4 separate regions of the Mus musculus genome follow, and regions 1, 2 and 4 are each linked to region 3. The links are chromatin loops, found by intact Hi-C in ENCODE. Cell type or tissue: heart. All regions are shown on one strand. Region 1 overlaps Septin11 (septin 11). Region 2 overlaps Shroom3 (shroom family member 3). Region 3 has its middle 38 kb from the start of Gm36764. Region 4 has its middle 61 kb from the start of Ccng2.

Region 1 (8,000 bases), 190 kb after region 3:
CTGTTCTCTTTTCTTAAGATTTGATTTGAGCTCAAAGCTAAATGAAATGCAAAGGCCTACTAATCAATAAATTTAATATTTAATGGGAAGATACTTTCCATTGCTTTCATTTTAAATTTGAATATAAATCAATTAAAAGGAAATGAAATTTAAAAGTGAGCATCTTGATCCCACAAGCCTAACCTTAGCCCTAACCCTAACCCTTAACCCTTAACCCTTAACCCTAACCCTGACCCCTAACCCTTAACCCTAACCTCTAACCCTTAGCCCTAACTCTTAACCCTAACCCCCTAACCCCCTAACCCTAACACCTAACCCTTAACCCTAACCCCTAACCCTTAACCTTAACCCCTAACCCTGACCCTGACCCCTAACCCTTAACCCTAACCCCTAACCCTAACCCTGACCCCTAACCCTTAACCCTAACCCCTAACCCTTAACCCTAACCGTGTGTGTGTGTGTGTGTAGGAAGATTTTCTTATTTTTAAATTAATTTATTTATACCCTCAGTCTGCCTTCACAGAGTTCCTCCTTCCATCCCCGCTTTACCTCTGAGAGGGCAGCCCCCACTCCCATTACCCCTAACCCTGGTACATCAAATCTCTGCAAGATTAGGTGCATTTGTTCCCACTGAGGCCAGACATGGCAACCCTCTGCGACATATGTGCCAGAGTCCTTGGACCAGCCTGTGTATGCTCTGAGCCATCAACCAGAGATTTACTTATTTTTATTTTACACATGTGGGCATTTTGTCTGCATGTGTATCTATGTACCATGTGCGTGCAGTGCCCACAGAGGCGAGAAGGGGGCATCATATCTTGTGAGCTGGAGTTGTGAAATGCCACTATGTGCTCTCCCTGCAAGAGCAGCCAATGTTCTTAAGCACTGACCCATGTCTCCTGTCCTCCTCCACAAGCCATGTTTTAAGTACCCTATGGATGCAGAGTGTCGCAGTGTCAGCTGTGACAGATGACATGCAGGTCAAGCTCAGGTTGCTCCTCAAATCTAGCTTGTATTTGGCTAGAATACAAGATCATGGAGACTATGATTCATGAAGGACATCTACCAGACCATAGTCCCTCCTGGCTCTCCTTCATGTTTCCCCCTTTTCTCTTGCCTCTGAGGAAAAAGACCCCTCTCTGATGGGGACAGGAGCTCTGATTGGTGTCATGTGATAACCATTTACCTCTCTGTCACCCGGCAGGTCCATCTCCCATTCGCAGTGGTCGGCAGTACTGAAGAGGTCAAGATTGGCAACAAGATGGCGAAGGCCAGGCAGTACCCTTGGGGTGTGGTGCAGGGTATGTCCTGTCACGGGAGAGGGACGCCATGCCAGTGCCCGTGATGAAGAAATGACAGCCACATTTCTTCCCTGCCCCACGATGTGGAAGAAGGTGTCAACACGGGGCATGTAGGAATGTGTGAGGCTGTCTGCCCCACTTCCCTCACTCCCACTCCCCTCATTGCTTCCTGCAAACCCCCCCCCCCCCACCCCCCAGCTAAGCCACCGTGGATGTGAGGAAGAAAGAAATGGTCATCAGTAGGGCAGGTAGACAGACTGAGAGGCAGCTACAAGCCCCGAGCTGGAGGCGGGCCCTCAAGATGCTGGGCTCTTTAAGAAATTAGTAAAATTAGGAAATGGTTCTTCACAAAGAGTAGCCCTCAGCACCTGTCTCATAGCAAAGCATTAGATAGCTGGGAAGAACTTGTTTCTCTCTCATATCTGGGAAAGTTGTTTTTCCAAGGAAATGCTATTGCAGCAGAAATCTGCTCATTGGGAAGAATGGTGGTATTTAAGCACTGCCTTGCTGGGCTGGCACAGCCTGGAGTGGTAGCCCTGGGGCTGACCTTGGAGCCAGATGTTATTACCCAGATGTTGGGCCATCAGCTGCATCCCAAACCCGGACTCTGCCTCTGCAGGAGAAGACTCACCATTTGGCAGGCAGAATGATTGAAAGCTAAAGGAAAGATTGTGAAGCCCCTCCCTCCGCAGCATCAATTCCGCCACCCTCGCCTGGGCTTCCTTGAGCATGGAGGGAGAAGCTAGCAAGACATCCTCTATGCTTTCTGGACCTTAGATCTTAAGAGGGGTGGCGACACCCCCTCTGGAGCGTCACCCTGCCTCTCAGTGAAGTCACTACTGATGGCCTTCCTCTCCTTTGCTCATTTTTCTTGTAGTTGAGAACGAAAACCACTGTGATTTTGTGAAGCTGCGGGAGATGCTGATCCGAGTGAACATGGAGGACCTGCGAGAGCAGACGCACACTCGCCACTACGAGTTGTATCGGCGCTGCAAGCTTGAGGAGATGGGCTTCAAGGACACGGACCCCGACAGCAAGCCCTTCAGGTATGAGCTACACAGCAGACAGGTGTGTCTGCACCATGGAAAGGGTTGCTGGAGAGCAACTATGTATCTATGAGGCTTTGTTACCTCAGTAGCTTGGCGTGAGGTGAGGTGGGGTTAATCAGCGGGTGTTAGGAAAACCACTTTGTTGCCGGGCAATAACCACTTTGCATTATCATCTTAGCTAGGTGATGCTGTGGATATTGGCATTGCTGCCCGTGTTTACAAGTATTAGCATTCAAAGCGCCGAAAGTGTAAGCAACCTCCTAAAGTCCTAGTAGTTAGGGAAAGGAGGCTGTTCTGAATCCTTGCTTTTTTGGTTCCTGAGCCCTAGCTCCTGACTTTGTGGGGTTTAGTGCCTGTCCCACACCCTCACAGGATGCAGCTGCTGGGTGACATTTGCCCCCATTCATTTGTCTTAAACAGTTTGGACTTTCTAAGGCTCTTAGCTTTTCAGGTATCTTTTCATTATAAAGCATGCAAGGATGTCTGTATGCCTGTGTTTGTGTGTCTGTGTGTGCAAGTGTCTGCCCACAGAGGCCAGAAGAGGGAGTCAGATCCCCTGGTGGTGGGATTATAGGTGAGCCATATGACGATTGTGCTGGGGACCAGACTTGGGTCCCGTGGAAGAGCAACCAGCAGTGTAACCACGTCTCCAGCCCTCAGGTGTTCTTGTTATCTCACTGGTGTACAGCTCGCTCTGACAGAGGGTAGGAAAGGAAAAAGCCTAGGAAATGTATATGATTTCCCACATCACAGATGGATGGACACCCAAAATGTGCCGAGGAGAAAAGTAATTGTGGCTAGAGAGACGACTAAGTGGTTAAGAGCACTGGCTGCTCTTACAGAGAACCTGGGTTTGATTCCCAGCGTCCACATGGTGCCTCAAGGCCAGCTTCAGCCCCACGGGATACGACATTCTCTTCTGGCCTCTTTGGTCACCAGGCACATTTGTGGAGCATAAACATACATTCAGGCAAAACACCCATACATATAAAAATAAATTTTAAAAAACTTTAAAAGGGGAGAGGGGGCTGGAGAGATGGCTTGTGGATTAAGAGCACTGACTGCTTTTCCGAGGTCCTGAGTTCAACTCTCAGCAACTACATGGTGGCTCACAACCATCTGTAATAGGATCGGATGCTCTCTTCTGGTGTGTCTGAAGACAGCTACAGTGTACTCATATACATAAAATAAATAGATAAATCTTAAAAAAAAACACTTTAAAAGTAGGCTCAGGGCAGGGGATAGGGAGGTTGGGGCAGCAATCAGGATGTAAAATGAATAAATTAATTAATGCAGGGGTGGGGAAGGTAGACTCAGCACCCTAGCAATTGTCCTCCTTTCACACCCCACATCCCCCCCCCCCCCCATTGTTGGAGAAAGTTTGGGATGAATGGAAGGATAACTCTGAGTCACTATGGAAGGTTGCCACCTCCTGGTAGAAGAAGGGATTGTCCAGTTTGAGCCCAAGCCATTTCTTAAATAGGAACCTCAGTTGCGCCAATGTGAGGTTTGTCTGGACTCTGAGCCTCTTCTGATTAAAGCCACAGTGCCTTTGAACAACCAGTTTTCCACCTTTTTTGGGTATCCCTAGGACATACTCTGAAATCTACAAGCCGTCGAACTGATGGCTGGCCAAAGAACCTAAGGCTGTCTGTCAGTGCTCACTGAGGCAGTCTCCTCCCAGGCCTGAATGGCCCTTTGGTGGAGGAGTTCTCTCTTGGAATCACTTTGGAGAAAGATCAGTACTTCTGGGCTGATTCCCCGCATGGTACAACTGTGCATTCCCATAATCATGTCTGTGTTTGGTGAGAACAAATGCAAATCTCACACAAAGGACTTCTATCCGAGAGGTTAAGTTCTAATGAACTTAGTATCATTTCATTAAGTCCTGCAGGCTTGTGAAACTATCTCCAACCAGATAGGATGACTCTGTGAAGGTGTAGCAAGTCCGTCTGCACTTGCAATGAATTTCCCAGATGATAACCCCATAAAGTAAGCCCCACTCTAGGCTTATTAAGATAATTAAAAAAAAAACTGTTTTGTTTTGTTTTTTAATAGAGTATTTGTTTCTATGCACAAAAGTGAAACAACAAGCTTTTGTGAAGTTGAATGCATTGGCCAGGACCAGTGTTGAGGAATGCTAAGGAACCCAAGTTCAAGTCCTGACCCTGCCACTACTCGTGTCCTTAACCCCTCTGGGTGAGATCAGGGAACAAATTAGACTTAGCAAGAGGACTTTCTTTAGCGGTTCAGATCTATTGACTGTATAGTCTCGTCACAGCTTTCTCTATAAATGCCTTTGTTCTGAAACAGTTGAGTATGACATTCAGTATGAAACTCAGGCTCTGAGTTCTGCAGAAGGGCAAAGTACAGGATTCAAAATGAAAATTAGACACCTCCCCACACCACTAGAAACTGTACCGTGGCCTGAGCCATCGCGGGTTTCTACCCCAAAGCCCCGGCTTTAGAAGGTGGACTTCTCGCTAAGCCTGTTTGCCCTTTGAAGGGTAGTGGGAGGTGAGGAGTAGATGCCTTCCTCAAGTGACGCCTGACTCAATTGCACGATCTTATCCTGTGGAGGTGAGTGTCACTGTGCCTGAAACCCCTGTGCAGGGGACTGGAGAGCCGTGCCTACCAAGGTCAGCCAGTTGCTGAGGCCAGAATTACAGCTCTGTCTGAGTCCAGCTCCTGTCATTTCACCCGTGATGCTAGGCTGACTTGCTCTTGCACGAAACCTGGCTGATGAGCTGTAGTCCTTCGGCGTTGCCCTATGCTTTTGGACGTGTTTGTCTCTGTCATGTTGGCATAAATAAGAATAAAACTCTTGGTTTGAGCTTCAGTGTGGTAAGCAGCAGTTGAGCTTTTTCTTTTGGAACCAGAGAGGGAGAAGTGGCGTGAAGTGGGATGTACGATGCTGTCTTATGCCCTGTCTTGCTTTGCGGACTCTTAATAGTCTTCAGGAGACCTACGAAGCAAAGAGGAACGAGTTCCTGGGGGAGCTACAGAAGAAAGAGGAGGAGATGAGACAGATGTTCGTCATGAGGGTGAAGGAGAAAGAGGCGGAGCTCAAGGAGGCAGAAAAAGAGGTGAGCTGTCTGTCCTCTAGGAGCGGACGCTGGCATTTTCTCAGCATGCTGCGGTTAGTGAGTCTTCACAGTGGTACAGAGTGCTTCCCCTTCCCCGTTACCACAAGAGCAGCTTCCCCACCAGGCAAGGAATGCTGGCAGATATTCTTGTCCCCATTTAGCAGATGGTAAACTGAGGGCCATAAAGCTGAGTGATTTTTGCAGTAGATAAGGCTAAAACCAGATCTTAGTTCTCTAACTGATCACGTGGTCTTTTCAGCTCTGAGGTTCCTCAGTTTATAAGTCTTCAAATGTGAGATTTTGGGGGTTCAGCCAACTAAACAAGCTAACCAGTGGAGGCTTTGCATTATGGGCTCACCCACACTGCCCTCATTCCAGCGTATTTCCTGCTATCATCTCTTCTCATTCCACCCAGGTCCCCACCTAGGCCAGCCGCACTTCCCTGTGCATTATTCTGCAGAATAATGTTTGCAACTTACTTTAGTTTTTAAAGACTGAGGAAACTTGGGACTGCAGAGATGGCTCAGTCATTAGGACTGCTCTTCCCCAGGACCTGTCTTCAAGTGCCTGTACTCACATGAAGGCTTATAACCATCTGTAACTCCAGGGGATCCAATGGCCTCTGCTGCCCTCCGTGGGTACCAGACACAACGGCGCCCCGACATACATGGAGGCAAAACATATACACATTGAAAATAAATATTTTTAAAGAAGCTAGTAGAACGTAGAGGCCATTTACTCAGAGTGCTTAAAACGGTTGTGCTGTGGAGAAAAGAAAATTGAGTATTATTGGCTGACCTTAACCAAGTTGTGATGAGATAAAATTTGGAATTTGGCAATCCCACCCCCAACCCCTTTCTGTTCCTTTTTCTGACTATTTTGTTGTTTGTTTCAGAAGCCAGAGCCGCACACCTGCATGGTAGACCTTCTACCGCTGAGCTGTGCCCATGATTAGGGATTTTGTTTGCCAAAAGCTAATAATTATTCATTTTATTATTTAAACAGTGTGTTTAACTAAGCTTATATGTACGCATATGTATAGAAAGAGAGGGAATAATATCTGTACATGAACGCTGAATTATCTAAGGCCCAGAAACAAGAATCCACTTTTGTTTCTAGGGTGACTTTGTTATTAGGCTTATGGTTAATTTTTGCCTTCTTTATGCTTTAAGAAAAATATATCACTTAAAATTGTGTGTGTGTGTAGGTCAGAAGACAACTTGCAAAAATCAGTTTTCTCTCCTACCATGTAGGTTTTGGAGATCCAACTTGGGTCAGGGTTGGCAGCAAGCACCTTTACCTACTAAGCCACCTTGCTGGCCATCTATCTTTATGGTTTCAAAAATAACGTGCCTTATTTCACAGTATAGTAGTGTATGCTATTAGTCCTGGTACTCAGGAGGCAGAGGCAGACAGATCTCTGTGAATTTGAAGCCAACCTGTTCTAATGAGTTTAGTGATAGCCAGGGCCGTAGAATCAGAAAACCATAAATAAATAAATAAATGCCTTATTGTCACTAAGTATGCCCAAGGGGGTTCAGCCCTGATGAACTCAAATGACAGAAAATGCTTAGGGCTCAGCATCTGCACCTTCCTCCTCCATAAGCCACCCAGATATGTCAGACTTGAATTAGTTACTGTCCTGTCGCTGTGGAGAGATGCCATGACCATGGCAACTCTTATATCAGACAACATTTAATTGGGGGCTGGCTGACTTACCATTCAGAGGCTTAGCCCATTGTCCTCAGGGAGGGGAGCATGGCGGCAGGCAGGCAGGCAGGCAGGCAGGCAGGCAGGCAGGCAGGCAGGCAGCAGACAGGGTGCTGGTGAGGTAGCTGAGGCTTCTGCATGTGAATCTGCAGGCAGCAGGAAGAGAGGGGCCTGGAAGCCATCCCCAGGGACACTTCCTTCAACAAGGCCACACCTCCTAGTCCTTGTCATGTAGTGCCATGATGGCTCCCTAATGACTAAGAATTCAAATCTATGCGCCTGTGGGGGCCATTGCTTTTCTAACCACCACAAAGCAAGCGCAGATATGGGCTGCATGTTCTGAATCTGCACGGGCTCACATGGATTTTCCTTCCTTTCGCCACGCCGATTTTCCTTTCTCCCTCCCAGCTTCATGAGAAGTTCGACCTCCTGAAGCGGACTCACCAAGAGGAGAAGAAGAAGGTGGAAGATAAGAAGAAGGAGCTTGAGGAGGAGGTGAGCAACTTCCAGAAAAAGAAGGCGGCGGCTCAGCTCTTGCAATCCCAGGCCCAGCAGTCTGGGGCCCAGCAAACCAAGAAGGACAAGGATAAGAAAAAGTAAGCAGGTGTCGCCCGCCTCCTGGGGACCGCTAACAATCTCTTCCTCTTGCATGTCTACCTTTTCCTACTTACAGACTGGAAACTGGCCATCGCCAGAAAAATAGAAGCAAGTATTTTTCTCTACAGTGCAGGGAAGATGACAGAGGTTTTAGAGGTATTTTTTTTAAAGGGTACAAAGGATTAACTTATTGCGTCACTATGGTGACCAAACAATCAGGATAGCAGTGGCCTGTGAGCTTCTGTAGCAATACCAGG
Region 2 (8,000 bases), 240 kb before region 3:
TTAAAAATTGGCTCCAGCAAGATTTTGCTGAAAGGACCCTGATATAGCTGTCTCTTGTGAGGCTATGCCAGAGCCTGGCAAACACAGAAGTGGATGCTCACAGTCATCTATAGGATGGAACACAGGCCCCCCCAATGGAGGAGCTAGAGAAAGTACCCAAGGAGCTGAAGGGGTCTGCAACCCTATAGGTGGAACAACAATATGAACTAACCAGTACCCCGGAGCTTGTGTCTCTAGCTGCATATGTAGCAGAAAATGGCCTAGTTGGCCATCATTGGGAAGAGAGGCCCCTTGGTCTTACAAACTTTATATGCCCCAGTACAGGGGAACTCCAGGGCAAAGAAGTGGGAGTGAGTGGGTAGGGGAGCAGGGTGGGCGGAGGGTATAGGGGACTTTTGGGATAGCATTTGAAATGTAAATGAAGAAAATATCTAATAAATTTTTTTTAAAATTGGCTCAACTGCTTTTCTTTGTCCTTTGCATTTTCATATGTATTTTAGAAACATCAATTTGCAACAAAAAGAATGCTTGGATCCTATTATGGTTGTGATATGTCTGTGTGTTGATTCATAAAAAAATTATCATCTTAGCACTGCTGAGTATTTCAATCCAAGGACATTGCTGTATTTGTACAGGGCTTCTTTAGTTTTGTCCAGTATTATTTTGTAGTTATCAGTGTAAAAGTCTTATGTATATGTTTTATTAGACTTACTCTCAGATATTTTCTTTACTGGAGTAAATAATTGATTTATTTTTTTATTTATTTTTGCCATTGATACATAATAATTGCCTTTCATGTATTATCTTATGAGCCGATCTTATAAATTCTAAAGCATAATATTTGTGGGAGATTTTTTTGTAGATGTTCTTTATTGTTAAGGAGGTTTCCTTCTGTCCCAAGTTACTAAAACTTTGTTTAAAACCACGAGTGGCATGCCTTTAATCCCTGGACTTGGGATGCGGAGGCAGATGGATCTCTGCGAGTTCAAGGCCAGCCTGATCGACCCTGTAAACTCCACAACAGGACTATGTAAGAGATTCCTACCTCAAAAAACAACAACAACAAAAACAATAAAACCAAAAAACAAACAAACAAACAAACAAACAATAAAACCAAAGCCATGAGCAGGTACTGACTGTGACCACACCCCCTTCCTCATATCTCAGGGTGCTCCTTCGGTTTTGGCTCAGCTCTCAGGTTTAACACAATAGTTCTTTCCTTGGTCTTATCCATGAATTCATAAAAACCAGACAAACAAGGACCTGAAACAGAGAGGTGGGGGTAAGGGCAGAGAGGAAGAGAGGAGTGTGAGAGGTTGTGATGCTCTGATAGATTCTGCTCATCACAAGCTGACTGAAGAGAGGCAGAGCTCACCATTATAAACTCACGTCTCTTTGCTAAGCGTAGAAATCCACCTCATGTCTTCCTTTAATACTTGTATTATAAAAACAGAGAACTATTTTCCAAATATAAAATTTAGTACAGAGTAAGCATTTGTTTTTTTTTTCCAAATGATACCCTAATATTCCCTCATTTCTAAAGTCTGTTCTATCTTCATCAACTCCATCACTGTCAGTGTCTACACATCACCACTACTTTGTAGAAGCCAGACGAAGTGGTTTGTTTGGTGTCACGTGACTGGTGGGCTATGGGAAATACACATTTGTGAGTTTCCAATGTTTCTTGCAAATAATCACTATAATAATATACAGTTCCTTCATCCTTTGGTCATAGGACTTACATACTGTGAGCACTGGCGCCCTCAAGTGGACATGAGGGAAGGCACAAAGAATATTGCATTTCATTCTGTATAGCAGAGCTTTGTGTTTTGCAGCCCACCAGCCTGAGGTAACCCAGATATTAGGCAGATTTCAAGTCGTGGAACCAGGAGTTGCATCACCCCTTACAAGCACTGTGAAGTTAGGACCCTGGATAGATGTACGCTCCCTTCATGTGTCTCAGAATATTAAGGGTTAAGGAAATTCAGTTCCTCGTTTCCTAAGATTTTTATTTGAAACCTTGAATATTATCAGATTGAATCTTTTGAACTAACAACTTTGTTTTGTGTGTATGTGGAGGGGGGCTTGTCTGTGCTACAGTGTTTGTGTGGAGGTCAAAAGACTACTGTGGGAGTTCGTTCTCTCCTTCTACACTGTGTATTTTGGGGATTCAATTCAAGTTTCCTGGCCAGGCTCGGTGGCAAGAATCTTTACCAATGGAGCCATCTCACTGGCTCTAGATATTATGTAATACATCATCTAAAATGTCTGATTTAAAATACACACATACACACAGAGACATACACACAGAGACATACATGTACACACACACTGGCCTTGAATTTGTTTTAGGTATCACAAAAGATGAATATTAACAAAAGAAACATAGATTCATGTTATTAATGTCAGACAAATAAACATAAATGAAAAATTGTAATTTATGATAACTGGGATGTTTTCACATAACTTTAGGCAACAGTGGTTGAAAAGAATAAAAGAGAAAGCTCATTGGAATGTGTTTGATCAAACAGAGAAAAACTGAAGGCTGCAGAGGATCCTAGTAATGTTATGAAGACAATCGAAAGGTGACTCTAGATGCACCAAGTAGCCTGTGTGGGGATTGACTGGTGTAGACTGTCAGGGCAGACTGCTCTCAAGGCCTACTGTCACCTCATCACAGGAATGGGGAGGACTCTCAGGAGCACCCGAGGTCTGAGAGATTAGTTATAAATTCGAGGGTTCGCTCTGATCTCTGCATCCTAGTGCCTTGATGTCTGTCTGTCCTTTGGCACAATGTCTTGGTGAATGTTAGCTTAATATTAAAATTTGAACCAGAAAGTATGGTTCCTTCAACTTTTTCTATCTCAGGACTTTTCCAGATATTCTTGAGTTTTTATATAAATTTTATAATTAGCTTATCAATTCCTGCAAAGGAACCAATGGGGATTTTGGTAGCAACTCCACTGGATCTATAGATCCATTTGGGGAATGTCAGCATCTTAATATTATTGCCTTTGATCCATTCTTGTAAGATCTACCCCCCTTTTAAAAAGATTTGTTTGTTTGTTTGTTTAATGTATGTGAGTACACTGTTGCTGTCTTCCGACACACCAGAAGAGGGCATCAGCTCCCATTACAGACAGTTGTGAGCCACCATGTGGTTGCTGGGAATTGAACTCAGGGCCTCTGAAAGAGCAGTCAGTGCTCTTAACCACTAAGCCATCTCTCCAGCCCAAGATCCCCTTTTGTTTGCATTTTCTTCAGTTTCTTTGACTACTTTCAACTTTCTGGTTGTGTTTTCTAGTTCTTGTTACAGTAGTGTAGTAGTTTAGACTGAGCAGTTCGTAACTAGCAGTTGTTTATTGTTCACAGTTATGACAGCTGTGAGTCCAAAATCTAAGCATCAATAGATCTGTCATGATGCTGAAGTTGCTGGTCCAAGAACCACATTGTGGAAAGCACAGGTATTAAATTATATTAGTTTAGTGGAGCAAGGGGAGACCAGCATGGGATAGAGATGGAAATGGTTGTAAATAACTGAATGGGCTCTCAGGATCTCTCCTGGTTTGAAACCTTCCTGTGGAAATCAAGCTTCATATGACAAAGTCAGTGTGGTAAATAATGATAGTGAGAAATGCAGACCAAACCAGTGAAGACTCATTTGAATTCTTTTTCTGCCAGAATACACTCGTGTACCTTGGGATAAGTTACTCTGCCCCTCTAAACCTCAGTTTCCTTAAAAGTAAGACGGGGTTAACAATAGTTATTGTCCTTAGGGAGACTGGAGGAACTCAGTGAGTTATAAAAGTGCGAAGCACGGCACCTTATCCATAGCCAGTGCTCTGTGCTAGCTCTTATGGTGAGCTGGCCCGGTCACACATGAATGTATGTTTCACTGAATGAAAGAAGCATTTGTGCATTTGTGCACACTGACCTTTGCTGCCAGGTAGAAGACATATGTGTGCAGATGACAGGTGTGTGTTGCAGAGAAAGTGTGTTGGGTGGGGAAGGGGCTGTCCTTGGTTCCAGTCTGAGCTTCCATTTATCTGTGAATCAAAGTTGGACTGAAGAATTTCCAAGCTCTATCCTGCAGTCACATTCACTCGTTCCTCTCACAAACACAAGGTGGCACCAGAAGACAAGACCTTTGCCTGCTATTTTCCCCTTAGGAAGAGCTGGCATTCTGGAACTTACATCATATTATAAAAGAAAGATGCCAAATGGCTTCCGTTTGTTGCTACTTTGGTGGTCCCTATGAGGCCTTAATGTGCCTAGAATAATGCACATGGTATTACCAAGATTTCCCTGTTCTTCCAATCCCCAAAACCTTACGTGATTAACCATTTCTCACCCATAAGCTAGGGGTCCAAGGGAGGTAGCTGTGTGCTTTATGAGATGAAAACTTCCTTCTAGAATAGGAAAGGATGTGAGTTGTAGATGTTTGGTGGGTGATGCTCACCCAACGTATCTCACAGGACACGGGTATGCTACCAGTCTTTTCAGACATGGTCCATTTACAAGTGACATGATCTGTGGGTTGGGAAGCTCTGCTCCTTGGTTGAGGTTGGTGAGGCTGGGAAGGAAGAAGGGGGTAGAGAGTGGGAGCTGAGCACAAAGTGAGATGGAAGCAGACACAGACGGGACCAGCATCCAAAGCCGGAGATGGTGATTCTAACGATTTGTCAGGAAGAAGCCGGGTTGTGGGTCAATGATCCATTAGAGACCTTAACCGTGACATGGAGGGGAGCTGGCACAGGTACTACATTAAAAGATCCCTTTTCTCCAGGGAGTTTGGGGACATCCAGCACAGTGGAAACAGAACTGAAGGGCTTAAGAGAAAAACTCAAGGACCAGGTTGAATGGTTTGTATGCATCAGAAGGAGACTGACGTGTGAATTCTAGATGTTTGATGGTCTCATCGCATCCTGTATAACCTTTATCCTCCATATTATCCAGCGAGTTTCCTAAGAAAACCATCTGGAAGTGGAAACCTCAGAAGGCAGGGAGGAGGGGGGCCCTGGTTTCCAGAGCAGACCTCCCTCCTTCTCTCAGCCGAGTAAAGAGAGCAGAAAGTAGATCTGGAATGTGGGTCAAAGTTCCTCGGTGCATCACACAGCCCTGTTAGAGCTGTCCCCTCTGCAAGCTAGAGAGCATAAAACGATGGATTAACCCTTGAGGTTGCTGGTCTTTTTGGTAGTTGCTATGTAAGTTGTGGCTACCTGGCCTGGTTAACAGGCTGAGACAGGAGTGGAAGGCTGCACTGGTCCTTAGTATGGGGACTTAGTATGATAGTAGGGTGCTGCAAAGTCTCTTAGTGAGGGGTGCCTCACTAACTCAATTCTTTTGAGACAGGATCCCACTATGTAGCTTTGGCTGTCCTAGAACTCACTATGATGACCAAGCTGGCTTCATACTCACAGAGATCTACCTGCCTCTGCCTCTGCCCCGCCCCTGCTCCTGCCCCTGCCTCTACCTCCTAAGTGCTGTGATTAAAGACATGCACCACCATGCCTGGGTAAACCCAAATTTTTTTTCAACAGTGGAAAGCTTTATAGATCTAGGGTGGAACATGGTTAGTTAATATTTTGCTGAAGTACTGGGAAGGAAGAAGCTGGGTTGGGTTATAATGGACTTCCTTTACAATGCTGTGGAACTACCCAAAGCTCTATCAGGTCTTATCAAATTCTTGTAACCATCCCCTTAGGCAAGCAGGTATGCTGAGTCACATTAGCCTAGCTGGGCGACTAGAGTAAGAGATTAATTAACCTTGCATCTGATTCCTGATTTTCCTTGTGTTCTGGGGACCTTCTGTAGAACTATCACACTGTCAAGCCCTTCCTGACTCCTTCGTAGACATTTTGATTGTATATTTCACCTCAGAAAGGGAGCGAAAATGATGTTCATGCTGGCTGTAGGAGATGGGGTGGGAGCTGGCTAGGCAGTACATGTCTATCAGTCTCAGCGTGGAGCACCAGAGTTCTAAGGTTAAGGCCAGCCTGGGCTACCCACTGAGTTCCCATCTTTAAAAGGAGTAGGAGACAGGGAAGCTGATTGCTGGTTTGAATTCTAATGTATAATGGTTGGGGTATAACTCTATAGTATCACAGTCATAGATAAAGTGGCTTTGAAGAGGAAAGAAACCGGGTAAGTAATGACTAAAGCCTTTAAAAGAAAGACGACTTGATCTGGGGGTGGGGGCAGGAAGATCATGAGTTCAAGGCCAGCTTCTACTACCTAAGAAATTGAGGCTGGTGTGGAGTACCTGAGACCTCTCTGTCTCTCTCTGTCTCTGTCTCTCCCGCTCCTTCTTCTCTGTTTCTTTCTCTCCCCCCAGCCATTGCCTCCCTCTCTCCCAACCTCCATCCTTAAACATACACACACTAAAATTGAAAAGGCTTGATATGATGGATACCCACAAAGATAAAAGCGCTATGCCTAGCTGATAGACTCTGGAAGGATATTAAGAGTAAAGGACAAATCAGGGACTTAAGACTCAGATTGACTCACCTGGGCCACACACTGATCTTTAAAAGGTGACACACACTGTATTAAGTGTTCACGTCAAGTGTGCTGTTGCTTGGAGTAGGGGCCCATCTTGAGATTAATGAGGAACTATGACCTACATTAAAATCAAAGACAAGAGAGAAACAAAGAATTGCTTAATTCACATTTTTAAAAAAATGCTAAAAGTTGAATGTTTGAGGAAAAATTTAGAAGCTGAGTTACCCTACGCAGCCCCTTTGGAAATCCCTTTGGGATTCCTTAGATAGATGCAATTACATAGATTTGCTATATAAGCAGGAATTCTTCTAGATATATTGGTAAAAATGAAAACACAAGCCTGTATACAAGCACACGAATGCAGGAACCCAGGACCTCCTGCATGCTAAGCTATTCTATGGAGTGACAACTTCGGACTGAGATCCATATCTATCTCTATCTCTATCTCTATCTCTATCTCTATCTCTATCTCTATCTCTATCTCTATCTCTATCTCTATCTCTATCTCTATCTCTATCTCTATCTCTCGATATATCTTGAATAAAGTTTCATGCTTTATGTTTTAAGGAGATATAACTTGTCAAGCAGTGGTGTACACCTTTAATTCCAGCACTTGGGAGGCAGAGGCAGGTAAATCTCTGAGTTTGAGGCCAGCCTGGTCTATAGAGTGAGTTCCAGGATAATCAGGATTATACAGAGAAACTATGTCTCAAACAAACAAAGAGACTGACCATAAAATTAAATTCACATTTTTAAATTGCACAAGTCAAGAGATCTTGGTCTATACTCAGATTGGTCCAAATGTCACAACTACCTAATATTTTCTTTTCCCCAAAAGGCGCCACATTAGCAGTTATTCCCCAAATTTCCTTTGCATTTAGCCTCTGGCACCTACTAGACTCTACTGCCTGTCTCCACAGGTTTGCCTGTTCCACACATTTTATGTAAGTGTAACCATACAATTTATGGCCTTGTGTCTATGGCCTCTAATTAGAAATTTTTAAATTTATTTATTTTATTTTTACTTGTGTGTGTGTGTGTGTGCGCGCACGTGTGTGTGTGTGTGTGTGTGTGAGAGAGAGAGAGAGAGAGAGAGAGAGAGAGAGAGAGGAGAGAGGAGGAAGGATGTGTGTACCTGCTTGTTGGTGCTAGAGGGACCAGTGGAGAGCCTGAAGCTAGAGTTACAGGTGGTTGTGAGCTGCCTGACATGGGTTCAGTGAGCCCAGTCAGGTCCCCTGCAAAACCAGCAAGCTCTCCTAACAACTGAGCCACCTTTCTATCTTCAGCACAGGCTTTTAAGGGTCCCCTCACATTGAAGGGTATCCTGATTTCATTCCTTTTTTTTTTTTTTTTTTTTTTTTTAGATTTATTTATTATGTATACAGCATCCTGCCTGCATGCATACCTGAATGCCAGAAGAGGGCATCAGATCTCATTACAGATGGTTATGAGCCACCATGTGGTTGCTGGGAATTGAACTCAGGACCTCTGGAAGAGCA
Region 3 (8,000 bases):
GGGCACTGGTAATCCAGCACCAGGGAGGTGGGGACAAGCACACCCCAGCCTTGCTGGCCAGCCAGCGAGAGTCCCTACCCCAAAACATAGGGGAGACAGCCTGAGAGAGGACACCTAAGGTTGCCCTCTGCCTTCATACGTGCAAGTAGAAACACTTGAGGATGACTGGGGTCAAACCACACATTGTCAAGATGACTTCTCTGACTTAGACACATAAGTAATTTCACAGCAGAGTGACAGGGAATATTGGAACATTGTTAGGCCACCACTGAAGACCCTCCAGAGCATGGCATCTGTTCTGTTGCTGTTACCAATATCCTTCCCCGGTTACAATGAAATGAGTGAGGTGCCCGTGGGACTGTGAAATCTGATTCACGGGTGGATGTGGTTGGTCTTCATTGGTGCTGAACTTGACCCCAGCACTTTGAAGAACCACTATACTTTCAAAGTAGATTTTAAATGCCTCCAAGTAGAAAGGCCTGCGTTTTCATTCCTTTTCAGTTCTCTCTTCTCACTATTTAAAAAAAAAAAAATTCATTTACTGTAGAAACCTCCTCCTAACAGGGTCCTCCTCGGAGACAGAACAGAGATGACAGTCATGTCTTCCCCCTGGGCGTCTTCCTTCCCCCTGGGCATCAGAACACAGGGCTCACAGAGTGCTCGCTCCTGTCGCTTCTCACTCACGGTGGGCGCGGTGACCTAAGAATACACCAGAAACCCAGGGAGTTCCAGGAAAGAGTGCGTCCTGTGACCAGTCAGGTCACCTGGGAAGTTCCAGCCTGTCCCTACAGGCAGCTGACTCAGAGTCCCTGGTGCTGTTCCTGGTGGGAGCTGCCTTCCCCCTAAAGAATGAGGGAGGAGCCACAGAGTTCTCCAAGACACTGAACAGTTTCCTTTGCCCCCCCCCCCCCCCCCCGGGGTACACTCTAGGTTTCACTTTGTACAGCAAAATGGGCCAGCGCGGGCCAAATCAGCAGCTGCCATTGAGGTGAGAAGGCAAGGGTGGGTCCTGCCGGTTTCCCTGTTTCTCTCTTAATATCTGACCGAAACTCACTCAGTCTAAAAAGGACATATATGCCTTAAATGCTCTAACTGTACCTTACAGATCTGTTTTTTTAAAAAGTTCATTGTTCAAGAACTTCAAACATATAAACTATGTCCTTTATCCTCCCACCGCCCCTGAGCCTCTCTGAGCCCCCTCTTCATGTCCCCTCCCACCCACCCTATCCAATTAGTGCTGCCCACCTGCGTGTGGGGGTGGGGCAACCTACCACTGGCCACACACCCCAAAATGACTCCTACCCCCAGCCACCATCAACAGCGCCCTCAGCCAGGAGTGGAGCCTTGGGAGCCCCTCTCCTGTCCACGCAGAAGTATTCAAGGATCTTGCATTAAATTACTAACTTTGTTTTCCTAGATACTTTGGAAAATACTGGGTTTTTATTTTTGTGTTTCCAAACTTCGTTGCTCTCTAGTTTTAATTTCTTGATATGACTCAGCTTTAGCCTGCTAATTCAAAATTAGCTTTTCTTTTTCTTTCTTTCTTAGCTTTTCTTTTTCTTTTTTTCTTTTTTGGTAGAAACAGGTTTTATACAACTTCCTACTAGGAAAAAAAAAAGGACTATCTGAAATCACTTCTTCATTTCCAGCAGGCCTAAAATGATCAGGGACACATGAAGACAGAAATCAATGGCAAAGGATATACAGCCTTCACTCTTGGATGAAGTATCAGATGACCATTCATACAATAAAGAGATACACGAACCATTTACCTACCCTGTATGTGGTTCCGGGGCTGAGGTACATATTTTACATATAAGACAGACTTGGCCTCCAGGTTCTCCCAGCATCCCTCACTACTTATCTGACAAAGCCTGCTCCCAACTTTACAGCTCAGAGCCTGGGCTGCCCTAGCCCCAGAGGCTCTTCTCTATATAATCCAGACACTTTGGCCTCCTCCACCCCCACCCCCACCCCTCACACTCACTCTTCATCCTCTCCTCTCTCCCTTTTCATGGTGACTCCTCTGGCCTCCTTCATTGAGGCCAGAAAACTCGCCCACCCAATAGCAACTTCCCAATAAACCCACATTTACTATAATCTAATCTCGCTTGAATTGGCTATTCCACGGGTAAAGAAATAACTTATTCTGATTGTTTGACAAAACCTTACTTTTCTTTTTTTTTTAAGATTTATTTATTTATTTTATGTAAGTACACACTGTAGCTGTCTTCAGACACTCCAGAAGAGGGCGTCAGATCTTGTTACAGATGGTTGTGAGCCACCATGTGGTTGCTGGGATTTGAACTTCGGACCTTCGGAAGAGCAGTCGGGTGCTCTTACCACTGAGCCATCTCTCCAGCCCCAAAACCTTACTTTTCTTATAGGAGCTCATTTGATGCCAACTCATGGTTTCTCAAAGTGTGGTCAAAATACGACCTGCCTCAGAATCCTCAGGGATGCTCCTTAAAACTGCCAGTCGAGCAATAGTGGCACACACCTTTAATCCCAGCACTTGGGAGGCAGAGGCAGGCAGATTTCTGAGTTCGAGGCCAGCCTGGTCTACAGAGTGAGTTTCAGGACAGCCAGGATTACACAGAGAAACCCTGTCTCGAAAAAAAAAAAAAACCAAAAAAACCAAACAACCAAACCTGCCAGTTGATAAGACACCAGGGTAGGCTGGGATTTAATACTGCCTCTAGCGTTTTTGGAGTGCCTTAACTTGTAAGAGCCACAGCTGTGGTCATTGGTACAGTTTCTGTTGTTAGGATCACAAGGCTAGCATGAACATGTGAAATCTCAGGTCTTAAAGATTATAATAAATAAGAATCACAGAAGTTCAAAGCCATGGCATCTTTACTCAGGTTAGCTACATTTTTGTTTTTGTCACTAAGACTTACGTCATTGGTACATCATTATTTTTTTTCCCAAAAATTGAATTGTCACACGCTTAGTAACTTGAGTGCTGCCCTGCCAAACGGATGACCACTGGCCTCTTCAATAGGGACCTCGCTTGCTCTCAAGTCTGACTACATACACGAGTTACACTCTTGAGAGTCTAGCTATTGAAGCAAAGGGTGTGTGCATTTCCTTTGAGAAGTGAGAGCCCAACCCAGTTTCAGACCCTCCGAATCCAAACTAGACAGAAAAAAAAAAAAAAAAAAAAACTGACTCACGGGTGCTGGTTTATATATAAACTGTAAGCGGGAAGGCAGCTGTGCATCAAGCCATCAGTGTTGCTGTCTAAAGCAACAGTCTGAAAGGTGAAGTGTAACCTAAGGACATGTTAAGTAAGGAGAACAAATGACCACGGTATACTAGGAAATTATGTAAGAACCCTAAATACCCAAGGAAAAACAGAGCCAAAAGTGCCCTTCCCCCACCCCCAAGGATGCTCAGATCTTGGAGAACTGAACTCATATCACATAGCAGGGAGGTGATTTGCATGAGCTCAACCAGGTTGTCCACTCCAGGCAAGCAGGAAACAAACCTTCAGAGTGCAAACAAATGCAGCCTACCAGCACAGCTAACAGGGTCCACAGAAAAGCAAGCTGTTCAGTGGGAGTCCTGTGGGTTTCAGGCAAGCAGAATCTCTCAGAGCTCAGGCGTGTATTCATTCACATAGCCCAGATAACAGACTGAAGCTATAGGGTGGCTGGGGAAAACCTATATTGGGATACAGTTGGAGCTGAGAACTCCCATCAAATGTCCCCACGGCCACAAAACTGACCCGGTAGGCAGAGGCACAGAGAGCAAGAGTACAGACTGACTCCAACCTACAAATCAGTTCACAGTTTATAATTTTCTGGCCTTATAATGGTACAAAAGTATATTCGCGAAACTATTCTGCCCCTTACCTTGGGCATAGCATTCAATAAACTACATGAGCTGAACACTCGGGAAATAAGGACTGTGTTTGATGGGTTTTGCCCAAGTACAGGCTAATGTCCTGAGCACAGTGAAGACAGGTTAGGCTGAGTTAGATATTCGATGTTAGGTGAGTCACATACATTTCAGCTTAGCCACATTTTCCATTGTTAAGGGTTTACGGGCACCACCCCATTTTAATAGAGGAGTAACTGCAGTCTTTCTAGGTCGCTGCTCTAGCGCCCTCTACCGAGAACGCTGAAAATTGTGCTTAACCTAAAGAACATGTATTTGAAGCTGAGAGACAATACATTGGTAACTGGCACAAATCTAGTTTCCTGGTATTAGCATTACCTTGGCATTACAATTCTGTACCTCTTGACCCCTAGGAACAATTTTCTACACAATAAAAAATAATAAGAAGGCATTAGCAAATAGACACCATATTTTTTGAAAGAACAAGGGTCTCTCTCTCTCTCCACACACACACACACACACACACACACACACACACACACCAATTTTCTATTTTTTTTTCAGATGAACTTTATAGAGTTTGTAAAACTCAAAGTCCTTAAGTCAACAGATTAAGATAAGGTCTAGTTTGATATGTGAAATTGTGTATCTGTCAATCTTTGTCTCTTACCTGACTAGTATGTGTGTGTGCGTGCCTCTGTGTGTGCATGCGTGTGTGCATGCATCTGTGCGTGCCTGTGTGTGCCTGTGTGTGTGTATGCGTCCGTGTGTGTGCATGCGTGTGTGTGCATGCGTGTGTACGTGCCTGTGTGTGTGTGCATGCGTGTGTGCGTGCCTCTGTGTGTGTGTGTGCATGTGTGTGTGCATGCGTCTGTGCGTGCCTGTGTGTGCGTATGCGTCCGTGTGTGTGCATGCGTGTGTGCGTGCCTCTGTGTGTGTGTGTGCATCTTCTGAATCTCTCTGTGAACTTATTTTTATTTCAGTTTCTATACTAGTCACTCTTGCTCTTTCATTCACAAATGACTATGATTTTCTGGTTGGAACTTGCTATAGTATGTCCAGAAGGTGTCCATGGTCCATACTGTTGGCTCCTTTTGAGTTCCATACCGTTGGCCATGCCTTTATGTTATTAAAACTATGAGGGAACTGCCCATACCAAAGCACTTTTGCCTTATGTAGTTAAAACCCTTAAAGAGGTATTTATTTTCACATTGAGAATAACAACTTCTTTTCTTCCAGTTTTTCCTTTGGTTTCTTTTCTCAAATCATATTCCCTGAATCTTCTCTACACATCCTACCGAATGTTTCTTGCTTTGAAGACATAATAGGATTCAAAAGGACATTGTAGGACATGTGCCACACGTCTGTAGCTACAGCCCTCTGAAATAAACAAAAATAAAAAAATAAGGCAAATTTTAAAGGCTTCTTGTAAAATTAGTTCCAACCAGAGGAGGACTCCTCTAAGAAAAGTGGAGATGGAGTGTCACCACGAGGCTTTCCCTAATGAAAAAACAAAACTGAGTTCTTCAAGCTGAAGGGAGGAGATGCTAGTTCCTCACAGCAAAGCACACGAGAGCATGAAACCTAAAGTTAAGTTGTCAGGTCCAAAGCACTGATGTGAAACAATGAACGACGACAAAACAGGAAACATGCAGAAGGACAGTGGTTCCCATAACTAGCGTCGAGAGAGCTGGGTCCTCAAATGCAGAGGAGTGGAGATGACCCTTATCTCTGCTTCAGTGACTATAGACAGGGAAGAGTGATAAAGACATCCAGTATCAACCTCAAGTATACTCATGTGCTTATGCACACACACACGGAACCTACACACATATATACAAAGCACACACACAGTCACACACATATACACACACAGCACACACCTGCATACTTATATAAAGCATATACAGTCACACATACAGCACACACTTGCACCTACACACACATATACAAAGCATATACAATCACACACACATGCACATACACACACACTTGCAGCTGCACACACAAAGCATGCAGTCATTCACACACATAGCACACACTTGTACCTGCACACATATACAAAGCACATATACATAGCGACACACATACACACTCACACATGCTGCACACATACAAAGCATATACAGTCACACACATATGCACATACACACACACAATTGCACCTGCACACACACACAATTGCACCTGCACACACACATACAAAACATACATACAGTCACACACATAGCACACACTTGCACCTGCACACATACACAGTCACACATACATACACACACACACATGCTGCACATATACAGAGCATATACAGTCACACACACATACAGAGTGAAAACAGAAATTCAAATCACAATGAGGTATTTCCTAATACTTGTTAGTCTGGCTATAGCTACTGTTATGGAAAAGATGAAAACACCCACCAAGGTGGCTCATGCCCCTAATTCCAGAACTCTGAATAGAGTGTACTTTTCTGAGGCCATCTTGTGACCCACTTCATGGGAAGTCAGAGAACTGTTGCAGGCCCTGCTTGAGGGGAAATCATCACGAGAAAAGTCAGAGGAACCTGCCTGCTTCTCCTGTTCTCAAATGTTCTCAAATGTCAATGCATTTGGGGATAGTGAGCTGAGCCCTGTCATGTATTTTACAGGAAATTACATAAAAACCTCATTTTTATGTTATTGATTAATATGAGTCAGCAATGAAAAGAAAATAACTTTAAGAGCTTAGACAAGGGTTGAAGAGATGGCTCAGTGGTTAAGAACACTGACTGCTCTTCCGGAGGTCCTGAGTTCAATTCCCAGTAACCACATGGTGGCTCACAACCATCTGTAATGGGATCAGATGCCCTCTTCTGGCGTGTCTGAGACAAATACAGTGTACTCATATACATAAAATATTTTTTTTAAGGAATAGCCGTGTCTCAAAGGGAGCTCCTAGCTGCCAGGCATATAAAAGTGGGCAACCTTTAACTGGTGGGGGGCGTGATCATTTCAGCCCAAGTGGGATTCTGTTTTACTTGCTACAATGGCTAGTATGATAAGCTAAAGAATGGGGTTCTACGTCTTGGGTGAGCACGTGAGCCAAGTTGAAAGAATTGTTTGGCAACTTGTTAGAAAAATGAAACATGTATTTACCTTACAATTTAGCAACTACACATTTAGGTAGTTATTGCAGAGAAATAGACATGCCGTGTCCCCAGTGTATGACTTAGTGATTTATTTGATTTTATAACAAGTATTCAGTAGACATCTGTGCTTCAAACTCTAATCTCTTCCTCAGGGCCACTGCTACCCTTGCAACATGCTGGGCACTGACAGTGACCTGCCACCCTCCCACACTCTGACCACGGGGCCACCACTTACTGGGTAGGTGTCAATACATTTAAAGTAGGTTGGCCTAAGCTCTAATGCTTGGAAACTCAGACACATCAAATGCATTTGTGACTTGTGACATTTTCTACTTTGCAGTAGGTTTGGTTTTTTGGTTGTTTGTTTTTGTTGGTTGGTTGGTTCGTTAATTGGGGTATTTGTTAGTCTGTTTTGAGACAATAGGATTTCTCTGTGTTACCCTGGCTGTCCTGGAACTATCTCTGTAGACCAGTCTGGCCTTGAACTCACAAAGATCCACCAGTTTTCGCCACCCCAGTGCTAAGATAGGCGTGCCTCACCACCACACAGCTTTGCAATAGGTCATTTAGACTACAGTCCCACTGTCAGCTAAGGGAAAAAAGTCTTCAGAACAGCTGTGCACGTGCACACACACAAAATGAAATACTGGCACATGGCACAAAATGGACTACATGCAACACTACTGTGTCAAACAAAAGAAGTCATATAAAAAAATATACAATATGGCTGTCTTAGTTAGGGTTTTACTGCTGTGAACAGACATCATGACCAAGGCAACTCTTATAAGGACAGCATTTAATTGGGGCTGGCTTACAGGTTCAGAGGTTCAGACCATTATCATCAAGGAAGAGCATGGCAGCATCCAGGCAGGCATGGTGCAGGAGTAGCCGAGAGTTCTATATCTTCATGTGAAGGCTGCTAGTGGAAGAATGACTTCCAGGCAGCTAGGGTGAGGGGCTTAAAGCCCACACTCACCATGACACACCTATTCCAACAAGTCCACGATTCCAAATAGTGCCACTCCCCGGG
Region 4 (8,000 bases), 360 kb after region 3:
ATGAAGAGGAATTCCAGGTGCTTGCTGGACATGTCCTTATAGGGAGAGAGGGCATTTAAGCTGTAATTTGGCCATCAGGTTATGTGACTACCTCAAGGGTGGTGGAGATGGGGGTCAAAACTGTCACATGCACTGGAACATGCAGGCTCAGAGCAAGGAAGAAGCAATCCTACCCCTGCTTGTCTCAGGATGAGATTTTCAGGGTTTGGATGTGTCTGAACTCACTCTTGCTCCAAACCAGCTCCCCCAATTGTACAGCTTTCTGGACCCACAGGAGGTGATAGACAAAATACATATTCTGACAAGCCTAGCTAGGCCAAAATAATGAGCTGATGTACCTTGGAAAATTCCTCCTACCTCCTCCTTCTTAAATCACATCTTACATATTCCAGCATGTCTAAGATTTCATATAGCTTTCAGAAGGGGAGGGTCTTTTGAGAGTGGCCTTTTCTTACTTTCTGGAAAAAGAAAGTTTAGCAGGCCTATTACCCTTGACCTGGTCTTCTGCATACCAATGCTGCCATTCAGCAGGTTTGGGGTTCTGTTATAGCTTAGAGACTGGGAAGACTATGGTTGGTCCTTTATGTGCATATCCAAGGATAGTACAGAGATTGATGTTCACAAGCAGCAAGCAATTTATGGCACACATGGATTTGTGTGGTAGAGTCATCCACCTAGCGGGGCTTCTCCCTGTCATTGTGAAAGGTGTAGTTGGTTAACTCAGGGGATCATTTCTTCTGAGCTTGGCTTTCTGGGTACAGTATGGCTTTAGTTTGGCATTTCTTACTTGATCTAGGGTCCAGATCTAACATTTCTAAGAAAATCAAAGCTATTAGTATTTAGAAGAAGGTTTATGTGAAATAGTCTGACTTAGGGTGTTCTTGCTGTGAAGAGTTGCCATGACCATGGACATGCTTATAAAGAAAAATATTTAATTGGGGCTGACTTACAGTTCAAAGGTTTAATCCATTGTCTTCATGGCAGGAAAGCAGACATATTGCTAGAGGTGTTGAGAGTTCTACATCTTGATCTGAAGGCAGCAAGAGACTACCCCACTGGGCCTAGCTTGAGCATTTATGAGACCTCAAAGCCCTTCTACACAGTGACACACTTCTTCCAAAAAGGCTTCACCTCCTAATAGTGTCACTCCCTGTAGACCAAATATTCAAACATGTGAGTTTATAGGGGACCATTTCTGTTCAAACCACATAGCCCTTTATTTTTCATCCTGATTGTATGATATCCTGACTAACACCAACCCCAGTACTATAAAAGCAAAGACTGTGGAGAGCTGCCTGGATCACTATAGATTCAACAAGGCAACCAACAGCCCAAATGTGAATCTAACCTTACTGGTCTGGGTTTCTCTGATTGCCTGAGTCTTGGATGCTTAATGATGAACCTTTCCTTAAGGAATGGTGGAGATGTTGTTGGAGGTCATGAACAGATTTCTAGGTCCAGGAAAGTCATGAGTTAACCTGGGTCAATAGCAGCAAGAAATCCTAGCTGGGAGGTGGTGGCAAACACCTTTTGAATTCCAGCACTTGGGAGGCAGAGGCACGTAGATCTCTGAGTTCATGGCTAGCCTAATCTACAGAGAGATTTCCTGGATAGCCAGAACTACACAAAGAAACCCTGTCTCAGAAAAAAAAAAAGGAAAGAAAGAAAGAAAGAAAGAAAGAGAGAAAGAAAAAAACAAACAACAACAACAACAAAAACCCATCAAGCAAACAAAACCAAAGAAAGGAGGGAAGAAAGAAAGAGAGAAAGGAAGGAAGGAGACCATCCAGTGAGAACTGGAGCTTGGAGAAAAACCAGATCTGTTTTCTTCTAATCAGTGTTTCCTAAAAATACTCAACGGAGGGAAAATTGGACCACTCCTCTTCTTACCCTTTAGTTCCTGGACCCACGTGGCCTCTTACCAGGGATGTACTGTTGTATGGATGTGTCATCAGTGCACATATGTCTTAATTAGAGTTTCTATTGCTGTGATAAAACATGACCAAAGAAACTTGGGGAGGGAAGAGCTTATTTGGCCTACACTTCAGTATTGATGTTTGAAGGAAGTCAGGACAGGAACCCAGAGGCAGGAGCTAATGCAGAAGCCACAGAGGGGAGCTGCTTACTGGCTTGCTCCCCATAGCTTGCTCATTCTTTTTTCTTATAGAGCCTAGGACCAGTGAAGGGATGGCACCATCCACAATGAGCTTGGCCTTCTCCCATTAATCACGAATTGAGAAAATACCTTACAGTGAGATCTTATGGAGGCATCTTCTCAACTGAGGCTCCTTCCTTTCAGAAAACTATAGCATGTGTTAATTTGACAGAAGACTAGCCATCACAACATACAATATCCAGACTGGGGACGTGTTAAAACATTCAGGATGTTGTGTTAACAGTCTTGTTTTCTGAAGTCTGCACTGAAGCTCTGGAAGCCACCAGCTCTAAATGATGTGCCACATACTCACTTGGTCTTATAGTGGGTTATAGACATGACATAAAATTCTACAAGTACATCCCTATGCCCTTTCCTAGGCCTGCTGGTCTGAGAATTTTCAGAGCTCCTTCCAGCAGGCAGCTGATGAGAAATGGACACTGCCCAGGCATTGGCAGTGCCTCATCAGGCTTCAGGTGTTGGTAATACCTAGGCCTATTGGTAGACCTCATGTTCTTATGACAGTCATGGAATAAATGGCATTTGTCAGAAGTCATAGAGGTAAATTCCTGGACCAAGTTGAGAGGTCCCAACTCCTCCCTGGATAGTGATAATTCATCCGTCTTCAGAATGAGATAGAAATCTGTAGCAATAAATTTCATTCATAGTTTTATAAGCTATAACAAAGGCACCCTTGTCTTGAGTTTGGTATGAATATCATCTCCTCAAATTTTCAATAAGATCCCCAAGGTTGAGACAAGTTCACAGCAGGAATGTACAAGTACATGTGGGTTTGGAGACCATGCAACGTACCTATGTTCATGGCCTCTTGAGCATGGGATGCTGATATGTGCAGAGTTGGGAGCATTCCTCGTGAGGCAAGAGTTCCAGCAGGTTCTGATTCAACATCATAAGTGCCTTGTCTCACTGAACTATGATTCCCTAGACATTCCTGGGCTATAAAGTGACCAGCAGTGAGCCATTCTGGTGCTATAAAGAAGAGAATGACATGTTATCATGTTCACTCTGTCACAGAGTTATGTTGCCACATTTAACCTTAACTTGGTCTCCTGATAGGCTGTAGATGTGACCAAGTGTTAAAATGTACCTAAAAGACTTTAGGTCTGCAGTACAATTGTGACTGCCACTCTCCAAAATGGGGAATGTGGGACAGGATTAGTTTGAGGAACCTACAGGGTCAACAGAGCTGTGCGTTTAAGGAATTCCACAAAGCGGCTCAGTCTTCAGAGCACTGTCACTCAGCAGCCTCAGCCATCCATAACTGGTAGAAGAGTCACAGCCTGGAAACATGGTGACAAATCTGTGCCCAAGGTTAACAAATGTCTGTGGAAGCTGTCACTTGTTTATTTGACCCATTGAGGTCCAAAAAGAAGAGCAGTTGATCTTACTTTTTTTTTTTAACTTAAAGGAAGATAATTTGGTCTGTAAGATCTTCTCAAATCCATCGAAAATAGCTGCTTATTATGCCTTTTCTATCTCTAAAGATACAGGTAGTTCTGAGTAGGCATCCTTACCTGCCCGGACTGCAAGTTGTAGGCCCAAGCAGCCCTTGGCATCCTGTGACTGAGATCAGCATACTGGCCAGCAGGTGGCAGCAATCACACATAGAGCAAAGCTGTATGGTCCCTGGGTTAGTTGGACGGCGCTTAAATTGGGAAGCTTCTCCCTTCAACAGATGGAAATTCATTAGCAATGAAATCAACGAAAATTGAGCTTTGACCACTTGAAGTCGTTTGAAGACATAGAATTACATGTATGGGAACGCATGCATCTCAACTAGAGATCAAGATGGAGAGATCTGTACTGAGGGTACTCCTGAAACTGGAAAAGGAGCTACAATAACCTCACATGTCTTCAAGATTGTTCAGCCTGCCTGAACTTCACAACAGTTTCCCTTTAGTTGAAATAGCTCACCCCCTCCAATTTGATAATCCGTATTATGGTCCCCCCCCTTTACTTCTCCCAGCTTCTTCTACCTGCCACTCCCATTCAGATCCACCTCCTTTCTGTCACTCAGTAGAAAACAAACAGAGGGATAATAATAAAGTAAAATAAGAGAAGATGAAAAAGAAACAAACACATCTGAATATGACAAGACAAGCAGAAGAAAAAGAGCTGGAGAAAAGGTACAAGAAATAGATCCAGAAGAGGAGAACTTCCTGTTCTCATATTCAGGAATCCCATGAAAACACAAACCTGAAAGCTATAATATATACTCAAAGGACTTGTTTTTTTTTTTGTGTGTGTGTGTGTGTGTGTGTGTGTGTGTGTGTGTGTGTGTGAGAGAGAGAGAGAGAGAGAGAGAGAAGAAAAATAAAGTTAAAAAAGGATAAAGTTTTAAAAAAAAGGGGGTGGGGAAAGGCCCTGACAGGATATTATTAGACAAGGACCAAAGATGCTATGGGGTTCTTTTTGTGTTGGTATCTACTGCTGGGCATGAGGACCACCTTTTAGATTTGTTTGTTTCTCCAGGGAGACTTTCTTCTGTGAGGGATTATCAATCGGAGATAGCTTCTTGGTTAGGGCTAGAGGCTTGTGTCCACTTCTCTTCGTAGCTCTAGGATTTCATCTCATATAGATCAACATGTGTACACTGCCTCAGTCTCTGAATTATTATTTTTAAAATGTATTCATCATTGGTCTCTTCAGACACATCAGAAGAGGGCATCAGACCCCATTGCAGATGGTTGTGAGCCACCATGTGGCTGCAGGGAATTGAACTCAGGACCTCTAAAGAGCAACCAGTGCTTTTAACCACTGAGCCATCTCCACAGCCCAGTCTCTGAATTCTTAAGTGCACCAGCCCTGTTTTCTTTAGATGGTCTCCTTTTTCTTGGTGTTTACCATCCTGTCTGGTACTTACACTCTGTCTGCCTCCTCTTCAGCAGGAGACCCTGTGCCCTGATGGGAAGGATTTGATAAAGACATCTCTTTGAGGGCTGAGTATTACAAGGTATCTCACTCTCTGCATATTGTCTGGCCCTCACATTATTTTTATTTCACCACCTTTTCTTCTTTTGGCTTTTCTGCATTTCCTAGTTGCATAACTTGGTACTTCAGAAAATCATTTACAAGAAATATCACACTCTCTTTTCCTCACCCTCGCTTGCTGTTTTCCCATTCACAGTAACCATAGCATTCTCTTTGGGGTGCAGGTCATTGTGGCTCTGGACAGCAGAAGGCAGATCTCAACACAAACTACCTCCTTATGGCTGTGCAAAGCAAGAGGCCATGTCCAGAATTCCCTACACCTATATTGTAGACAATGTTGCACGGAATATGGTGCTTGAGATTATAAATGGGGAAGGTAGATAGGGGCCTCTGATGGTCCACTATTCCATGGTGAGTCCATATAGCAGGAAGAGCTGCATATTTCATGGTTGCCAGCAACCAAAGAGACCATAGGGGCTGAAGTCACACTCCTCTCTTCAAATGCATACCCTTAATGACTTAACCTCCTCTGGATAACCCCTCCTCCTTAAAGATTTCATAATAGCTCAGTAGCATATTGGGTTAGCATCCGATCCTTTAACTCATGGCCTTTTGGGGACATTACTTGTGTGTATGTTTTCATACCTGTTCCAGTGTTGACAATTTGGTATTGGATAGCCAACAGTTTTCAAAGTTATTTTATTTTGTATGTTGTATGTTGGTGTTTTGCCTGCATGTATGTCTATGTATCAAGTATATGCCTGGTGCTAGTGGATGTGTAAAAAAAAAGGCATCACATCCCTTGGACCTGGAATAACAGATAGTTCTTAGTTACTATATAGGTGCTGGAACCCAGGTTCTCTGAAAGAGCAGCCAGTGGTTTAACCCTGAGCCATCTCTTCAGCCCCAATGGTTGTTGATTTGAGCTCCCAAGTCTGTGTTGTTTTCACGTAGGATTAGTTGGGTAAGAAGACCTCTTTACTGTGTTCCATGTGGGGTTCCATGTGTAGAATTCCTCCTGCCATAAAATCTAGAAGCACCTAGAAATGTATTCAATGTTCCCGTGTCCATGTAGACAGAATTCTAGATCATAATCAAATGCTTCTGTATAGGACTTTGAGTGCAACTAAATCTGGTAGTGAAGAATCAAAATTTCCAACATCTTATGTCTTGATATTGCTTGCTTCAGACCTTGATGTGGCAGTTAAAGCTTCATGTGGTCCTTGGACTGACAATTCTAGTCAATTCTAATGAGTTACCAGCTATCCTTCTACTTAAAAAATTTCCAAGTACATTTTGCTGACAATTTCATGAGTTGAGAAATATTCTCACATAACATTTATCTTCATTTACATATTTACATGGGTCAGTGGGTCCATTTCCTGCCTCCGTCCCCAACTAGAATCATTCACTTGGAATTCCTTTGAAATTTGTGTGATGACTAATCTCAGTTGTCAACTTGGTGTGACCTAGAATCATCTGGGATAAACCTCTGGGAATGCCTAAGGGAGATGATTTTGCCTAGGTTAACTGAGGTGAGAAGGCCTACCCATGCTGGGTAGCCCCATCCCACTATTCCATTAGGCTGGGATCCTGAACTGTGCAGAAAGGGGCGTGAGCTGAGCACATGTATTTATTACTGTCTGTTTCCTGACCATGAATAGAAGGTGACTGGCTGCCTCAAGCTCCTGCTGTGATGTCTACATGATGATTGACTGAAGCCTCAAATGTGAATCCAAGCAAACCTTTTCTCCCTTAAGTTGTTTTCTCAGGGTATTTTATCACAGCAATGGGAACAGGAACTATATTGACTAGCCAGAGATATGCAGATATCCATAGTCCACTACTTTATGATAAAGTTACATGAAAAGAAGGTACAGGAATACCTTAGGAGATATACCTCTATACTATTAGCCTTTGAAACATAAACATATCTCAATTCCTATATTGTTGCAACCAACAGAAATCATTATTTAATATAGGTGCCTTTGCACTGAACACAAATTACAAACAAAATCTTTCTGGTCTTTTTCATCAAGAATGACCAGGATTCAAACTTTCATTTTATTTTACTAATATTCTCTCTCGCTATCTCTCTTTCTCTCTGTGTGTGTGTCTGAAAGATTGGGAGCAGGTGCTTTTCAGTTCTCCAGAGATAGAATTACAGGTGATTGTGAGATGCCCTGGTGCTGGGAATGGAGCTTGTATCCTCTGCAAGAACAGTAAGCACCCCTAACCACAGACTCGTCTTTTCAGCCCCCTGAATTTTATTTTAATCTTTTTAGATTTGTGGTTTGTCAGTTTTTTTTTCAACATATTTTTATTGACTGAGAATTTCACAGCATGTACCCTGATCACACTCATTTCCCAGTCCTTCCATGTCTGATCCCAACCCTGAGGCTCCCCACCCCTAAATGGTTTTTAAAGTTTTGATTGCTCTCATACTATCCTATATGGAAACCTAAACCCAGAATCATTAGTGAGGCACTTAAAAATCTTGGATAGCCCCTGGTTAACTTAAATTTTTTTTTTAATTAGGTATTTTCCTCGTTTACATTTTCTTTTTTTTTTTAATTAGGAATTTTCCTCGTTTACATTTTCAATGCTATCCCAAAGGTTCCCCCATACCCACCCCCCAGAATCCCCTAACCACCCACTCCCCCTTTTTGGCCCTGGTGTTCCCCTGTGCTGGGGCATATAAAGTTTGCAAGTCCAATTGGCCTCTCTTTGCAGTGATGGCCGACTAGGCCATCTTTTTTTTTTTTTTTTAAGATTTATTTATTATTATATGTAAGTACACTGTAGCTGTCTTCAGACACACCAGAAGAGGGAGTCAGATTTTCTTACGGATGGTTGTGAGCCACCATGTGGTTGCTGGGATTTGAACTCTGGA

The links. A loop is a pair of places that touch in the nucleus more often than their neighbours do. Peaks named below come from ENCODE experiments on the same cell type or tissue, not always from the same donor. Only the 100,000 strongest peaks of a DNase experiment are listed, where the experiment ranks them.
Region 1: it touches region 3 in a loop (2.7-fold over the local background); 11 of 42 quality-filtered maps call a loop at or near these places.
Region 2: it touches region 3 in a loop (4-fold over the local background); 10 of 42 quality-filtered maps call a loop at or near these places.
Region 4: a loop joins it to region 3, with 2.8 times the contacts of the local background. A loop is called at or near these places in 2 of 42 quality-filtered maps.

What each region holds. Positions count from the first base shown.
Region 1 is chr5:93,159,946-93,167,945 of GRCm38, forward strand. Septin11 (septin 11) reads left to right here. Exons shown (of 10, transcript NM_001009818.2): 6 at 1,205-1,301; 7 at 2,179-2,347; 8 at 5,304-5,436; 9 at 7,555-7,742. Among named protein-coding and RNA genes, the nearest start is that of Ccni, 43 kb to the right of the region's middle. In heart, CTCF peaks have their summits at 3,797 (motif pointing left) and 6,059; no DNase peak of the experiment used is centred here.
Region 2 is chr5:92,724,335-92,732,334 of GRCm38, forward strand. All of the region lies in intron 1 of Shroom3 (shroom family member 3), which reads left to right. Among named protein-coding and RNA genes, the nearest start is that of Shroom3, 45 kb to the left of the region's middle. In heart, CTCF peaks have their summits at 1,764 (motif pointing left) and 4,123 (motif pointing right); a DNase peak (open chromatin) is centred at 4,127.
Region 3 is chr5:92,966,609-92,974,608 of GRCm38, forward strand. No RefSeq gene overlaps it. Among named protein-coding and RNA genes, the nearest start is that of Gm36764, 38 kb to the right of the region's middle. In heart, a CTCF peak has its summit at 4,122 (motif pointing left); no DNase peak of the experiment used is centred here; H3K27ac peaks cover 437 bases.
Region 4 is chr5:93,324,487-93,332,486 of GRCm38, forward strand. No RefSeq gene overlaps it. Among named protein-coding and RNA genes, the nearest start is that of Ccng2, 61 kb to the left of the region's middle. In heart, a CTCF peak has its summit at 3,755 (motif pointing right); a DNase peak (open chromatin) is centred at 3,755.